2 separate regions of the Homo sapiens genome follow, and region 1 is linked to region 2. A link is a loop called in an ENCODE intact Hi-C map of the cell type or tissue named here. Cell type or tissue: heart right ventricle. All regions are shown on one strand. Links, peaks and the distances in the headings refer to the core of each region. The heading gives the core; the rest is flanking DNA. Region 1 overlaps DOCK2 (dedicator of cytokinesis 2). Region 2 overlaps DOCK2 (dedicator of cytokinesis 2).

Region 1 (8,337 bases), core at 150-8,149, 71 kb before region 2:
TGACCTCATTTTACAGGTGGAGAAAGTTTTAAATAATTTTTAATCTTGAGCCACAAAAAGCTATTTTAAGCCTTAAAACATTGTCATCTTGTACTTTAAGCTCAAGGCAATTGACCACGCTTGATTTGTTTCTTACTACCTTGCTTCAAGAGTTTATCAAATCTTTAGCTTCAGCAGAATCCAAATACGTTATGTCAGAAGCTGGGAATCTAGGGGACAACCTGCGCACTCTTATACTCATTGTCATCACCTGGATTGTCATCACCATGGCATCTTCACTGCAGTGACACAGATTTCCTGAAGGCACATCTTTTGGTGACTCCCTTTTACCCAGAGGACTGTGGAAAAACAAGACTTTCTGTTGTATTTTAAATCTCCTTTTTTAGAATCTCTTATTTTACTTTTCAAAGAGGAAGACTTTACCACTTTATCTAACTTAGTAAGATAATGCACAATTTTTATCTTCTGGTTGGGCTTAATTATCACATCAATGAAGGCATAATTGGGAAGCTAAGTATCATTAAGTTAGGGAAGTTATTCGTATCCCAATGACAAAGCATTTACCACTTCAGATGAACTCACCTGGTTTTTCTACAACAAGAATTTCAACACCTAATTTCCCTCTAGCAAACAAAAGATTGCAAAATTACAAGTTCACATCCTTTTGAAGATAACTTTTAGCCAGGCAAAAGAAAAAAGAGAAGATAACTTTTAAAATAAACTTTTTAATGAATATTGTAAGACATTTTTTTACCCTGCTTAATAAATACATCTGGATGAAAATCTCAACTTTATGATGGCAAGATATGGACTAAATATTTAACTTAAGTAATAGGGTAATTGATAAAGTAATAGATATATTTTCTCCAACTTTCTTCCTTATCTTTCTAAACAAAGGGTAGTGGCTAATCAATGTATTGTACTCTCAAAAGTCCTTAGGCCAACGAGTTGGTTTTTTTTTCTTTTGAGACAGGGTCTCACTCTGTCGCCCAGGCTGGTGTGTAGCGGTGTGATCATGGCTAACTGCAGCCTTTACTTCCTGGGCTCTGATCTTCTCACTTCAGCCTCCTGAGTAGCTGGGACTACAGGCATCCATCACTATGCCCAGCTAATTTTTAAATTTTTGGTAGAGATGGGGTCTTCCTATGTTGCCCAGGCTGGTCTTGAACTCCTGGGCTCAAGTTATCCTACTGCCTCCACCTCCCAAAGTGCTGCAATTATAGGAGTGAGCTACCATGCTCAGCCCCAACAATATCTTCAGTCCAAATTTCTCATAAAGTGTCATTAAAGCTGTGGCCTATGATTCTATCTACAATTTTAAGCAAAGCAGAATCAAAATTTTTGTCATCTATAATTTTCTGTTTCCATAGAACTGACACTTCCATTGCAATTAAGAACACTTCTTTTAAGTGTTATCTTTCATTATTCTCCTTCCAAGAGAATATAACCCTAGATTTATATTCTCTAAACCACCAGTGTTCCCTAAATCCTCACTCTTCCTATTGCAATATTATCCACTTGTCACGGACTGTCTCAAATGCCACCTCCTCCATTCATTCAGCCAAGATTTACTGACTCACTGCTATGAACCAGGTACTGTATCAGGCACTTGAATATTAGTTCAGCTCTCATGGAGCTTAATCTTTAGTGGGATGAATGGACATTAATTACGTTTATTGGAATTTAATTAAAAACTGAGATTTGGCTCTGAGAGAAGGGATATACTCTTATTAGATCCTATAAAGTCTTCTATGAACCTTCTGACCAGAGCTCATGAGAGGGCTTCTGAAGCATTCAATTTGTTTTGTGACTCTGTAAATTGGGACTCTTTGGTTTCAAGCAACAGAATCCTACTCTGGTAAATTTAAGTAAAAACAAATGTATTTAGAAGAAAGGGAATAATCCATAGAATCAGAGGAAATGCTGAGGAACTAGTTATCGGAGAGGAGAGACTCAGAATCTTGGAGGGAGAGGGGACTCAGCATGTGCCCCTGGGCAGCCTCCTTGGGGCACTTCTGGGATGAAAGCGGAGCCTGAGAGACTACATATTTCTTTTTTCTTTTTCTTTTTTCTTTTCTTTCTTTCTTTTTTTTTTTTTTTTTTTTTTTTTTTTTGAGATGGAGTCTAGCTCTGTTGCCCAGGCTGGAGTGCAGTTGTGTGACCTTGGCTCACTGCAATTTCTGCCTCCCTGGTTTAAGCTTCTGCCTGGCTTAAGCTATTCTCCTGCCTCAGCCTCCTGAGTCGCTGGGATTACAGGTGCCTGCCACCATGCCCAGATAGTTTTGGGTTTTTTTTTTTTTTTTTTTTTTTTTTTTTTTTTTTAGTAGACTTGGGGTTTCACCATATTGGCCAGGCTGGTCTGACACTCCTGACCTCAAGTGATCCACCTGCCTTAGCCTCCCAAAGTGCTGAGATTACAGGCGTAGGCCACCATGCCCAGCCAAGACTGCACATTTCATGTAGTGCTTAAGAGCACAGTCTCTGCAGTCGGGCTGGATTTACCACTTACTAGCTGTGTACACATGACAAGTCCCTTTGTTTCCTCATCAGCAAAACGGGGAAATAATAGTGTCTACCTCCCTTAGTCACTAGGAGAATTTACTGAGATGATTCATGCACGACACTTGCAACAGTGCCTAGCACATTGTAAGCACTCAAAATACTGTGTATTAGTACCGTTGGCAGTTATCATTATGAACGTTCCCTCAAGATTCAGATTTCAGGAGGCCATCCTAATTGGGGCCAGGTGTCCAGCCCTTCTCCAGGGGAAGGCAGGGAGCCTATGACAGCTTCTCAGGATTATAGCCCATGACAGTATGACTCCCCCACGTACAGTCAGGGTGCTGTGCCAGAAGGAGTGGGTGTAGCTCTTGGGCTGACAGAATAAGAGATGTCCTCTACCTCTTCTGACCTTTGTCTTATTCTAATTTCTGCCATTGTTCATTGGTTTTGCTTTTTTTTTTTTTTTCCTGTAATCACCTCTGTCAGTTTTTAAGTACCTAATGGGCAGAACCACATCTTATCTCTGTACCTTGATAAGGAGAGTATCTTCACATTAAAGATGTCCAACATCTATTTGTTAGATTTAAAATGATATCCTGGTGTGTATGATTCATATTGCAGCTCAAGCAGCATCTGAGTCGGGGCAGCTTGACACATGTTTGGATTTTTTTTTTTTCCTCAAGGTTTTCTGTTTTCAAGGGAAATATGGAGACAAAGCTGCGAAGGGCTTCAGAACCTTCCAGAAATTTCCCTGAAACAGCAATGTCAAGAGACATACCCTTCTCTGCAAAAGTTTTAATTTCTTTCTTTCTTTTTTTGAGATGCAGTCTCACTCTGTTACCCAGGCTGGAGTGCAGTGGCACCATCTCAGCTCACTGCAACCTCCATTTCCTGGGTTCAAGTGATTCTCCTGCCTCAGCCTCCCAAAGAGCTGGGATTACAGGCGCATGTCACCATGCCCAACTAATTTTAGTATTTCTAGTAGAGACAGGTTTTCGCCACGTTGGCCATGCTGGTAAATGAAAGCAATGTGCAGAAGGATGCAAGTGGAAGGTTGTTCATTTTGTACTGTCTGTACCAGAGAAGAATGTTCAGTAGTACAGGTATGGCTGAATAGAAAAATACATCCATGATAAGGAGTACTATAAAACAGTTAAAAATAACTAAGTTGGTCCCTAAATGTGATAATACAGAAAGTGCTCCAAGAAATATTAGTGAGTGAAAAAAAATCAAGGTTCAGAGTAATATATACATCATGGTCCCCTTGTATAAAATGGAAACAAAGCCAAAATAACTATATGTTTTATACTGATAAACACATAAGTAAAATTGTATAAAAGGGTCTTGGAAGTTTATAGTGACAGTAATAGACTTAAATGAAATGCAAAGTTAAAATAACACTAGATATTTCATATGGCACATTTTTATATGTATGTGTATATATAAAATATATAGAACATACTAGAATATACAGAATAAAATAACTGGTTGCCTCTGGGTAGGAAGGGTTAGAAAAGGGACTAGAATTGTGAATGATGTTCTCAGGAAATCTTAACCTAATCTTTAATATTTTAATTTTTTACAAGGAGAATGTCTTCATGAACTATTTATTTAATGAAACATTGTATGCATATATGAAAGAAAAGAAACTAAAAAATGAGGAATTCTACACTACTCTGAACTGTCTTTATTCCAGAATGCCGGGACATTCTGCTTCCTGTCATCACCAAAGAGCTGAAGGAGCTGCTGGAGCAGAAGGATGACATGCAACACCAGGTCCTGGAGAGGAAGTACTGCGTTGAATTGCTCAACAGCATCTTGGAAGTCCTTAGCTACCAGGATGCGGTGAGTCCTCCTGATGATGTAGATATCCTGGACTCAGACTAGGGCTAAGTTGATTACATTGTGAAATATTGATACTGATGGATAGCAGCTGGAGTCTAAAGATAAAAGTCAACGGCTTGCTCAGCAGGCCTACTTTTCCTGTGACTAACCCCCATTGCTGTGAAGGATGGCTAGGGGACTGGAGTTAATCATGTTAGCATTTTGTCTCTGTGTGTCTTGTTGGCCAGGCTTTCTCAGAATGTGGGTATAGACATTATTGCAGCCTTTTAAGATGGCTTGTCCACGTACTCACGCCCTAGTTTGCAGGGGTGGGAGGAGGAGTTTCCTATGCCTAGACAGCAAGAAAACTCTCGTGTCTGCTTTCTTAGCTGATTTACTTCGGTTTTGTTTCTTCAGTTACCTTCTGAAATGACAAAAATGATTAAGCCTCTTCCTGGATGAGCAGATTGCTGGGGCTCAGATTCCAGAGATAGGGTGTGGAGTAGGATGGTGGTAGGGAGATGCCTGTGGCCGTGAAGTTACTGTGTATTTTGTAGACGTCATTCAGAGATTAGCTGGGGACGGAAACCAAAGGAAAGTCTCAGTGGGAGTAAGTGGAGGGCTTCCAAAGGGCTGAATCTGCAGAAGATAAGCCAGATGGGGTGGTGAAGACTGAGAGGTAGTGATTAGACCCAGGCCTGGAATTCTTAAGCATTGGAAGATGGAAGGAGGGTGCTGGATCTGACCCAGGTTCCTCTGGCAGCTCCTCTTTGTCCTTGAGTAATGTCCAGGAGGTATTCAGTCCTTAGATGGGACTGGCTTCAGAGGACTACATAGACCCAAACAACCAATACATTTTTTTCTAAGCATTTGTGTGAGCATTGCCCCTTTCTCTCTCCTCCCTAGAACATCCTCAGAGAAGAGCTTTCTGAATGAACTGTGTCTATTATTGACTGTAATTCGAAAACTCTGCAGAGCAATGTTCCTTTACTGGTCAGATCCATAGTCAACCATTATGATCAATTTCCTTGCATACTGTCTTCTCCTGTCTCTTCCTTTCTACACTTACCATCCCAATTAAGCCGCTTCTTGTCTTATTACTACATATGCATAGCTTGCTTCATTCATTCATGCAGAAATATTAATACATATGACATACCCGGTGTGCGCTAGGCACTGGGAACAAGAAAACCTATCCCCAATATATAACGACTAAAATCTAGATGCATATTTGGGGTACAAGAGCTACAAAGTGTGTGTGTGTGTGTGTGTGTGTGTGTGTGTGTGTGTGTGTGTGTGTGCGCGCGCGCGTGCGCGTAAGCATTTTTGTCAAGGAAGCCTACACAAAGGAGGTGAAGCTTCAGCTAGTGTTCAGTGGTGAATAATTAATGATCATATCTCTATTTGTTGGTTTCTAGGCACTGTGCTAAATGCAATCTGCGCATTCTCTCTGCTCACCCTGATCCTAGATACTAAGGCTTATTATTCCCATTTTAGAGATGAAAAACCTGAAATTCATAGACTTCATTAGCATTCAAGGCCAAATAAATAGAGCAAATAAATGTCAGGGTCAAAATTCAAACACAGGTCAGTCTGATTCAGACTCTGTGTAATCACAGGCATAGGGGATACAAAGGCATGGTCTTTTTCTTTCTACTCCTACCTCATTTAATGGAAAGACAGTATAATAACCAAAAGCTTAGATATTCTAGATTCATTCAGATGATGATGTTAGGGTGATGATGTTTCTATAAGGACATTCAGTAGCCAGCTGTTGAGCTGGTTCCAGTCTTAGCTATTTGATCTTTTTAAAAATTGTTTTTTTAAAGGGAGATTTCAGTCTTACTCATAGTGTAGAAACATGAGGGTTTGTCTATTATTTCTGTGGTAACATCCTATATAATGTTGCCTCAGCCAGGGAGGTTGATCATGCCTGTGATCCCAGCATTTTGGGTAGCCCAGGGAGGAGGATTACTTGAGGCCAGGAGTTTGAGACCAGCCTGGGCAACATTGCAAGACCTCTGTCTCTACAAAAAAAAAAAAAAAAAGGAAAGAAAAGAAAAGAAATTTGCCGGGTGTGGTGGCATGTACCTATAGTCCTAGCTGCTTGAGAGGCTGAGGTGAGGGGATTCCTTGAGCCCAGGAGTTCAAGGTTTCCATGAGCTATGATCTTGCCACTGCACTTCAGCCCAGGTGACAGAACAGACCCTGACTCTCTGTCTTAAAAAAAAATTTGCCTCTTTCTGTTGAAAAGCCAATCCACAGTGTTTTTTACATTTTAGTAATGCTCAGATCCCTTTAAATGGGGAAAAAAATGTGGGTCCTTGGGAATATGCCAGTGGCCCCCAGTTTGGGGGATCCAGTTATAATGTGCTAATTGTCAAGTTCCTGGTTTGGTGGAAAGATGGCCCCAGTTCACAGTTATTTGTGAAGTAGGATGCTGAGGCTCTGCCCATCCCAGGGGAGTGGCCCCCTAGAGCTCTACCCTGACAGGCTGTCACCCTTTTGCACATTCCCTGACATCAGACACTGGTGAGAAGAGGCTGCTTGCTGTCTTACACACCCTCGATACTTAGGGCTTCAAAGCCAAGAAGTGAGTGGGAGGCTCTGAGCTCCCCGTGGGGGATTGTGGCATCTGGACTTGAGGTGTGTGGGAGGTGCGTGTCACTCTTTACCGCCTCTGAGTGCAGTGCTCTTATAATGAATTCTGACTGTGGGGACTAACCCACCCCTTTCTCCGGGTGAGCAACTGTCTTTGCTGGATGAGTTATTAAATACTGTTATCACCATTGAATTTGGTAGAAATTTTGATGCTTTTGGTGAGCTTCACATCTCACCTCTCCTGCTCATGAAGATGGAAATCTCTCTTCTTTTCTCAAAAGCTTCTTCAATGAATAGGAGGCATTCAGTAGCCATGATTACTTTGAGCTAAACTGAAAATGAGAGGCCCAAAAGTACCTAAATTTCTCATGTTCTAATATATAGCGGCTCTCAACATTGCCTCATTGCCTGCATAGTCATATCACCTCGAGAGTTTTTTTTTTTTTTTTTTTGAGCCAGGTTTCTGCTTCTGCCTCCTGAGTAGATACAACTATAGGTACCAGCCACCACACTTGGTTAATTAGTTAATTAATTAATTAATTTGTAGAGATGGGGTTTCACTATATTGCCCAGGCTGGTCTCAAACCCCTGGCCTCAAGTGATCCTCCTGCCTTGGCCTCCCAAAGTGCTGGGATTACAAGCCACCCGGGGAGCTTTTTAAAAGTCAAACTAGCAGGAGTCAGCCAAATGGGTAGGAAGATGGGGTGGGTCCCCGGTGAAACCCCATCTCCAAGCCGAAGAGTTTAAAACCTGAAAGTCAAGCTGTATGTTAAATCCTCAGACTGGATTGAGAACTTGTCCTACCATTTGGCACACTTTCCTCTGATTGATCCCCACCCTTCGCTTATTTTACATAAACTTACCTTTTCCTAATTGGTTTTCTACACTGTCATGCCCACCTTTGAGTGGTGTCTTCCCTTTAACCTTTTTTTGCGTACTAACAAACAAATCGGCAGTCCCCATTCTGAGTCTATAAAAGGCCCCAGACCCAGTCACACAAGGTGTGGGGAGGGACGGGGAGGGGACAACTTTCCAATCTTGGGGTAGGGGAACCAGTGCCCCACCTCCACCCCCCACCATCCCCCCGCCCCCCCACTGAAAGCCGTTTTCACTGCTCAAGAAAATTATTCTCCGCCCTCCTCACCCTTCAATGCCCCACGTATCCTCATTCTTCTTGGGTGCGGCACAAGAGATCCGGAACCGCTGAATATGGGTACAAGCTATAACATAGTTGGTGAGCTGGATGGGCTGAGTGAGACCTGGGCAGGGCGTCACTGGCTGGGGGTCCCCGGCTTGCAAAGCGACTGAGAAGAAAAATCTTGCATCAAAAGCAGTAATACCTAGGCCCCTGTCCCAAGTATTCTGACTGAATTGGTCTGGGGTGGGTGGGGCACTGCAATGAAAAGGTGA
Region 2 (8,337 bases), core at 149-8,148:
AATAGCAGAATATGGAGAAGTGTGTGTGCTTCGGAAAGAAATTGATTAATGTTTTTTAGGCCAAAGCAATTTATTAACATAAAGGAAAATTGCCACTTTTCTTTTTATTCATCCGTTTGACACACTACAGTTTGGAAGGGAGGAGAGGGAGTATATTTTGCTTTGGTGGCAGCTGCCTTATAAATGGGGAGGGACAGAGCCCTCTCATCTGCTTTTTATCTTGAGGCTGGGTAGAAAAGAGAAGATGCATTTCTACTTCTTACTTAGCTACTACACCATGCTTAGCAACCCCTTGCAAAAAGGAGTAAGTTGCCAACTTGGTGAAAATTGAAGTTAATTCTTAGCAGAGCGTTGTTTGCAGACAGTGGGAGAGACTCTCTGCTTTGGGTTTCAGCCCAAGGATCCAAATAGCACACCAATAACTTTTCTGACCTCACCTCGCTTTCACTGCTTCCACCTACTCTCTGTACCCTCCCATCCTTACCATCTTCCACCATCCATATTTCACATATGCTGTATATTCCATGCAGGATCGTAAGAAGGAAGATAGGTGCAGAGTGCTGAGTTTGCAGAACCCTGGCTTACAGTGGAGGGCAAATAGTAGTTAAGAAATTGTTACAATGCAAAATTCCGGACACGAGCCCTTGAGATAGTCCAGGGCATTCATGGTATGTGAGTTGGTCTTCCTGAGGATGCATGGGACATGGGACCTGTGGTTTAGGGATGCTCAGTTAACTGCCTGAGGTGCCTTAGAGCCCTTCACATCCAAGGAGATGTCTGAACACGGAGCCACGTTGCATTTAGAGAGTGAGCTATGTGTAAACCAGAAATGGTAAGAACTTTCAGGTTTCCCTCTTGGGGGTACCTCACTAATCTGGCTTACAGATCAGTGCTCCAGCCATCATGCTCGCTGAAAAGCAGAAAGATGTTTTTCTAGGTAATTGGAAGCAGCAAGAGCCCCAAGTCATGACTTGGCTGGAAGAAGAAACAGTGAGTAACAAATAGCAAAAAATAGATAAGCTCATGAGCAAACAACAGAGCGAGGTTCTGGATGCAGGATCTTGGCTGGGTAAACTGAAGTTGGGTGAGCCAAAAGGAGATAAAAATTGATGTAGAAAGAAATAACAGAAGCCTCTCAGTTGTATATAACTTTTGAATTTGCAAAGTATTTTAGATCTGTGGGTTTTTTTCTTCTTTTTTTAATTTTTTGATTTTTTAAAATTTTATTATTATTATACTTTAAGTTTTAGGGTACATGTGCACAATGTGCAGGTTTGTTACACATGTAAACATGTGCCATGTTGGTATGCTGCACCCATTAACTCATCATTTAGCATTAGGTCTGTGTTTTTATTTTATCCTCATGATAGCCCAGGAAGATAGGAAGGTTGTTGCCCATTTAAACAGACAAGCAAGTTGGCAAAGGGAAGTCATACTGTAAGTTACAAGCAGAATCTAAACCCTATGTCTTAGTCTGCTTGGGTTGCTATAACAAAATACTACAGACTGGGTGGCTTATACATACATACATACACTTTATTTCTCACAGTTCTGGAGGTGGGAAGTTGAAAATCAAAGTGCTGTTAGTTGGGTGTCTGGTAAGGGCCCTCTTCCTGGTCTACAGACAGCTGTATTCCCTTGCTGTGTCCTCACGTGGCAGAAAGGGGAGAGGGACCTCTCTGAGTTCTCTTTATAAGGGCACTAATCCCATTCACGAGGACTCCAAGTTCATGACCTAATCACCTTCCAAAGTTTCTACCTCCAAATATCATCACATGGGGCATTAGGAATTAATCTGAATTTGAAGGGTACACAAACATTCAGTCTATTCACCTAGTTTCCTGATACCTAGTCCTTTGATTTTTCTGCTTAAAGAAGGACCAAATGTTTTAGCCATGGACCTAACTCTTTCCAGCATTTTATTCTAAGGAGAAGAAACAAAAAGAGAGTACCTGGGCCACATTAGATTAGGATACATGGTAATTTAAATGGGCAAAAATAATAATTATGATAAAAAGAATGATGGTCATTTATGGAATGAAATCTATGTGCTAGACACTATGCTACAAGTTTACACTCCTTCTCTCATGAATTCTCACAATCCCATGGGATAAATAATATTACCTTCATTTTATAAATGAGAAAACTGAGGCAAAGAGAGGTTAAATATTCTGCCAAGGGCATGTAAATATAAGTGACAGAGTCAGAATCCGAACCCTGACAGTCTAGCCCCAAAGCTTCTACACTAAGATGCACTGGACTGAAATAACATAGTAATCTGCATCTGTATGAAATTCTGATTGCAAAATATGTAGGGTGGTGGGGGTGGAGGTGGTGGCCAAGGCCTGGTGCTCCTGGATGACCTCACAGTCCCCTGTGGAACCAGACCTAAACTAGGGCTGGGGTGCATGGGGGACGCTTTATGGACCAGCTGACCAGTCCACCTTGGAATACTCTTTCTCAATTTCAGGGCAGCCTTGAAAGGGAGGCTGCATACCCAAAAAAGGTGCTCTCCTTCTAAGGAGGCAGCCTATTGAAGATAATATCTGGGGTCAGCAATCTTGGGTCTGGTATAGCCTGCTGATGTCTCCAGTGAGCCATTTTGCACTTCCTTCTCAGCAGTGGGTCCTGCTCTTTTATAAACAGGCATGCCAACAAGCCACTGCCATCAACTACACTCTAAGCAAGTTGGCCGAGAAGTGAATGATTCATGGCGTCTCCCTGAAGACAAACCATCTTCCAAATTCCCCTCCACTTCTTCTTCATCTCTTGTTGGAACATTTCTGTGGTCCCTGTTTCTACAGAACCCAGGTGCACCACTGATTTACTGACCTCCTGCAACTTTCTCTTTTAAAGAATTAGCTGTAAGAATCAATGGATGCAGCGAGAGTAGTTTGGTTCTCGTCCATTTGGATAAATCATGACACTTTGGAAGGCATCTCTGGGGAAGAATTACAGTCTCGGATCACAGGAACTTTAGTTTGTATGTTTTTCTCTCCCCAGCCTGGAAGGGATATTGTTCCTAAAACTTTCTCCTAATGACAAGTTTGCTCATTTTTTATAGGGTTTAATTTTGTGCTTCACAACTTGCAGCTATTTCAAATTGGCAAGTCTACCCCTTCTCCTAGGGCATCTATCTGCTGTTGGGTCTTCAGAAAATCACAGGTTCTCTTCTTGGCATGTATATAAATGGGATCAAGCTGCAGAAATCTCTGCTGATAGCTATATCTGAAAGAAATCTGTGTTTTGGGTTCTGTGACTCTGTGCCAGTAAGATCTGCATGTGAAACCCTCAGAAAGGGTAGATCATCTCCGAGAAAGTTAACACACTTATTCACTGACGATGCAAGGTCACAAGGAAAGAGGGGAAGGGACAGGAAAGTCTTCTGAAAGTAGGACCTAGTTTTGAGCCCTGGCTCCCTGGGATCTTGGGCAGATCACTTAACCTCTCTGAGCCTCAGTTTCCTCATCTGTAAAATGGGAATGTTAATCCTATCCACATTTTAGGATGGTTAGGAGTCTGGAATGAAACGATAGACATATAGTGTTGGGCAAAATGCCTAGTGCAGTGGCTGATTCAACAAATGGTAATGATTATTACACTAACTTGATGGAGAAATAAAGATCGGATCACTCTGTGATCACCTGTGGCCTCTGTGCCAGCAGCCACTCATTTGTTATTCCTCTGAAATATTCAACTCGTGTAATTTTATATTTATGGCATGTGTCAGCCTCTTTTGCTATTAATGCATTAAAATAGGTTTCATTTTTTATTACAGATAAATTGCTGATGCTGTAAATCCTACTTCTTTTCCTTTACACTCTAGGGAGAAAAAGAAAGGGGTAAAGCCATTCAAGAGAATCAGGGAATAGAGAAAAATGTCTTGGGAATCTCCTGTTGGGACTCAGAGAAATTTTACCTTTTACATTTTACATGTACCCCAAACTTCATAGCTGTTTCCCAAAGAGACATTTAAGCTGTGTTTGCTATTGGTTGTTTTGGAGATGCTCGAGGGCATTGCTATGACGTTCACGGCCCAGCATTTGAAATAGTGTGGCTCAGTCCATATTGGAATTTGATGAGAGCTGCAAATGCATCTGTGATTACTAGAATAACAGATATGCTGTGTGCCTTTATCATTATTTTTTACTGTGGACTTCATTGCTGGCCAGAGGGAGGACTGTGGCTGGAAGACAAGGTTCTCAAGAGTTCACCTGGCTCCACGCTGGGACACTGTCATAAGCAGATGAAAGGAAAATACTAAACAATTTAAGTGAAAAGTTGGCTGCTAAACCCATAGGACTGAGTGCATATTGCATTTCTAGAGAAATGCCTTTTTCTCTGGTTAGGTAATAGCTTTGAGTGGCAGGCAAGGCCAGAGCTCAGTGGCCAAATCGCTTAACCAAGAAGGAAACTCCCAGAAGCACTCTCAGACCTCCAACCGTGTGACCTCAAGCGGCTCACACAGCTCTCTGGAGCCTCTCTCTCCTCAGTGATGTGAAGCCCTTGCTTTTCTCTTGCAGGGTGCACAGCTGTGAGGCTTTGGCCTGCATTCCAGGGAGCCTCCTTGTCATACTCTGAATATGAAAACTGTGAGGGGGACGTGCTAGGAACGAGAATGCTGGTTGCTAGATACAAAGGGAGGCTCTTGCAGAGAATCTCCTTTACAGAATCCATAAGTTCTTCTCTGTCTGGTCCAGAAGAATTTATGAGTGGATGCATCAATAATGATTAAAATAAAAAAGCGGCCGGGTGTGGTGGCTCATGCCTGTAATCCCAACACTTTGGGAGGCCAAGGTCAGTGGATCACTTGAGGTCAGGGGTTCAAGACCAGCCTGGCCAACATGGTGAAACCCCGTCTCTACTAATAATACAAAAATTAGCTGGGTGTGGTGGCGGGCACCTATAATCCCAGCTACTCAGGAGGCTGAGGCAGAAAAATCGCTTAAACCTGGGAGGCAGAGGTTGCAGTGAGCCGAGATTGTGCAACTGCACTCCAGCCTAGGCGACAGTGAGACTCTGTCTCAAAAAAAAAAAAAAAAAAAAAAGCAATTGGTGGTCTGTGGAGTTTGAGAAAATGGAAAATGAGCGGGTGGTGGTGGCAGATTCTGCGTGGCATTTAGCTTCATGCATGGTCCTTGGTTCCCAAGCAAGGGGTGACCATACCCCTATCCTGAAGTGGGAATGTAGTGGTAATGGTCAGCATTTGGACACCCACCTTTTACACGTGTCTGCTGTTGACCCTCTAGGGCCCACCAGAGGGCCGTTCTTAGCGTTTGGTCCCTTGGCCAGGGAGCAGAATTAGGCTTTAATTACTCTCAACCTTTGTTGGAGGAAAAATGTCAGCCTGGATTGCCAATCAGTTTCTGATCTCAGATGAGGCCTGAGGGACTGAGAGAGGTGGGAGGAAGGAACGGTTACAGCTGAATCTCCCAAGTATTGCATAATGTAAGCCTGGGCCCCAGAAAGGCCTGAGAGGGACTCCTTTTCTCTTCTCATTGGAAACAGGAGGCATCAGAAGATATGCCTGCTCCATGAGTAATCCTCTCCTCTCTCTTCCTTCCCTCGCCCTTGCCTCCATTCTCACCTTTACCCAACATATATAATTAGGTCTATATATGATCATCTAACCCTAAAATCAAAGCCAAGCAGAAAGGTAATTCATCTTTCCAAAGATGTAGTAAGAACTAAAGCTACTCTCTGGGCTATTTTACAAGCAAGTATTTTTTATTCATGGGCTGGTTGTCACAAAACTTTCTAGTAAATCAAGTATCTTCTTTCAAGACCCTGATTTTTTACCTAAAAAAATCCTTCTGCTTTATTTGAACCAACCATTCCCAGGGAGCTTGCTGCAACTGCGGATTCCCATCCTCCACCCCACACTCTCTGATTCAGTGGCTTTGGGGCTGAAACCCAGCAACAAGTTTCCATAGACACCCAGGAGGTTCCGATGCAGATGGTCCACGACCACGCTTTGGGAGCACTGTCTAGGGCCTACATCTTCAATGTAAACCCTCACGATGCCCTTGGCTGAGTGGAACTCAGTGACAATCGAACATTCCACTGAGACCTAATATCCTTCAGATGAGTCTGGCATCTGGAAGGCAGCATGCTGTGGAATCTGGCTTGTTGGAAGACAGAACTGTGTTCTGCTGTGGCCGTTGCAATTACTATTTCCAGAATAATTGTGCAAGTGCCTCGCCTCTCTCAGCTTCAATTGCCTAATCTGAATGTTGAGCAAGTGCCTGACCCTTCCTGAGCAACAGTTCCTTCATCTGTAACATGGGGGTACTTTAATCAATCTCATCATTGTGAGGATTAAGTGTGAAAACAAAAGGTACTTCAAGTGATCAGTAAATAATGGATCCTCGGTAAGTGGTAGCTCTCTTCTTTCTTTCCCTTAAGTTTCAGCCCAACAGATCTCTTTCGTCAGCTGTTATCATTGTAAAAATCATCAGTTAAAGGCAAATAAACTGGCCTCCAATTATGAGGATTTATTCTGAGTGTACTTATGTCCCTTTGTTGAAATTACCACAAATTTAATGGCTTAAAACAACATAGATTTTACTCTTACAGTTCTGGAGGGCAGAAGTCCTCCAGAGCTGTAAATCAGAGTGTCAGCAGAGCTGTGCTCTTTCTGGAGGCTCTAGGAGAGAAAACATCCCTTGCCTTCTCTCACTTTTGGGGTCTGCCATGCCTCCTGGCTTGTGACCACGGCACTCTGACCTTTGCCTCTGGCGTCACATCTCCTTCTCTGACTCTGATCCTCTGGCCTCCCTCTTTCTCTGCGGCCCTTGTGATTACACTGGGCCCACCAGACAACCCACCCTGCTCTCCTCCTTTGAAGTCCTTCACTTCATTTCATCTGCAAAGTCCCTTTTGCCAAATAAGGTCACATATGCAGAGGGTCTGTAGGATGTGGACACCTTAGGCATTATTTTGCCTACAAGCCTGGGTTTTGATATTTAGCATTAGACATTTAGCAAGAGAACCTGAAGATCTGATGTTCTAACTCATTCTCCCAAAGAGATCACTGGGACAATTCAGACACCAGAGAAGGGAGATATTTTCACCTGGAGGGAGTTTTGTGGTTCCCCACAGTCAAACTTTGCCTTTCCCACTACAGTCAGGACAGAAGTCCTGGGCAATAATGTCTGATGGCCTGGAAGAACAAGGGTTTCAATGTCCTATGAAAGTGCAGCAAGCTCTCTGAGTCATCAAAGAAAGGTTCTCTCTTGTTGAAAGTATGTGGCATTCCAGTTATTTTGAAACTGGCAACCTACGGGCTTACATTCAGCTTAAAAAGACCCATTGAGAACCAGTTACATAGAAGCCCTCCTTCCTAATAAGAATATTTGCTTAATCCTTCATTTCCTCACCCAGGAGTGGTGGTGTACACTAATAGTAACAATGACTTTACTTCTGGACAATTTAAACAGCTGTCTCAAGTCCACTACTGGTTTTCCTTCCTCTCCTAGTTAATAGAGTCATTTCTTTCTTTAATAAGAACCTACTGAGCACCAAGTATGTATGAGACACTGATCCATGACTTTGAGAGACTAGCCATTTGCTGAAGGAAAGAAACTTATAAACACCATATTACAATGCAATAGGATCAGTGACCTAGCAGATGAGGGCTCATGGCATGGGGGTCCTTCTGGGGAAGGATTGGATTGTGAGGTTGTCCAGATAACTGACATTTAAGCTGCAAGACTAAGAAATATCCACACAAAGCAGGGCAGAAAAGACGTCCCAGGAAAGCAAAGGAACTTATGTAAAGGCACAGAGGAATGACAGAACCACCAGCTGAGCACCTAGTTCCCCATGGCTGGAGAGGAGCCACAGACTACCTGAATCAGGACAAGATTGTTTAGCGGGGGAGTGACATGGTCAGATTCTATTTTTCAGGTGCAAGTTAGCAATCTGCATGGAGGATTACTTGAGATAAGGGAAAAGAGACCTGTGTCAAAAAGGTCAATTCACGTTCAAGTGACAAATGATGAGAGCCTTTTCTGAACCTGCGGCAGAGGAATTGGAGTGAAGGGGTTGGATTGAGCAGTTGGAATCAGTAGCTTATTTGGCATATGAAGAGAAAGTCAAGAGGGATTGTGATATCTTTATGGAGTTGCCTCTTGGTCAATGGTGTTGAACAAAGTAAATATGGGAAGAAAATTAATTTTGTGGTGAAATAGGTGTGTTTGGGGATATGACAAATTTGAGTTGCCTTGGGATATGAAGTGGAAATGTCTGCATGTAGTTGCTTGAAAATTTTAGATAGATAGATAGATAGATTGATATAGATATCAGATAAAAGGTAGCAGAAAGTGGTGCCACAGA

The links. Peaks named below come from ENCODE experiments on the same cell type or tissue, not always from the same donor. Only the 100,000 strongest peaks of a DNase experiment are listed, where the experiment ranks them.
Region 1: it touches region 2 in a loop (2.3-fold over the local background); 2 of 110 quality-filtered maps call a loop at or near these places.

Annotation. Positions count from the first base shown.
Region 1 is chr5:169,798,860-169,807,196 of GRCh38, forward strand. It overlaps DOCK2 (dedicator of cytokinesis 2), which reads left to right. Exons shown (of 52, transcript NM_004946.3): 26 at 4,199-4,347. Among named protein-coding and RNA genes, the nearest start is that of DOCK2, 170 kb to the left of the region's middle. RefSeq lists enhancers at 6,462-6,511, 6,642-6,691. In heart right ventricle, for the core only: no CTCF peak of the experiment used is centred there; DNase peaks (open chromatin) are centred at 4,282 and 5,070; H3K27ac peaks cover 755 bases; H3K27me3 peaks cover 451 bases.
Region 2 is chr5:169,869,385-169,877,721 of GRCh38, forward strand. The region is part of intron 27 of DOCK2 (dedicator of cytokinesis 2); the gene reads left to right. All of the region lies in intron 3 of INSYN2B (inhibitory synaptic factor family member 2B), which reads right to left. Among named protein-coding and RNA genes, the nearest start is that of INSYN2B, 110 kb to the right of the region's middle. In heart right ventricle, for the core only: no CTCF peak of the experiment used is centred there; a DNase peak (open chromatin) is centred at 4,492; H3K27ac peaks cover 713 bases.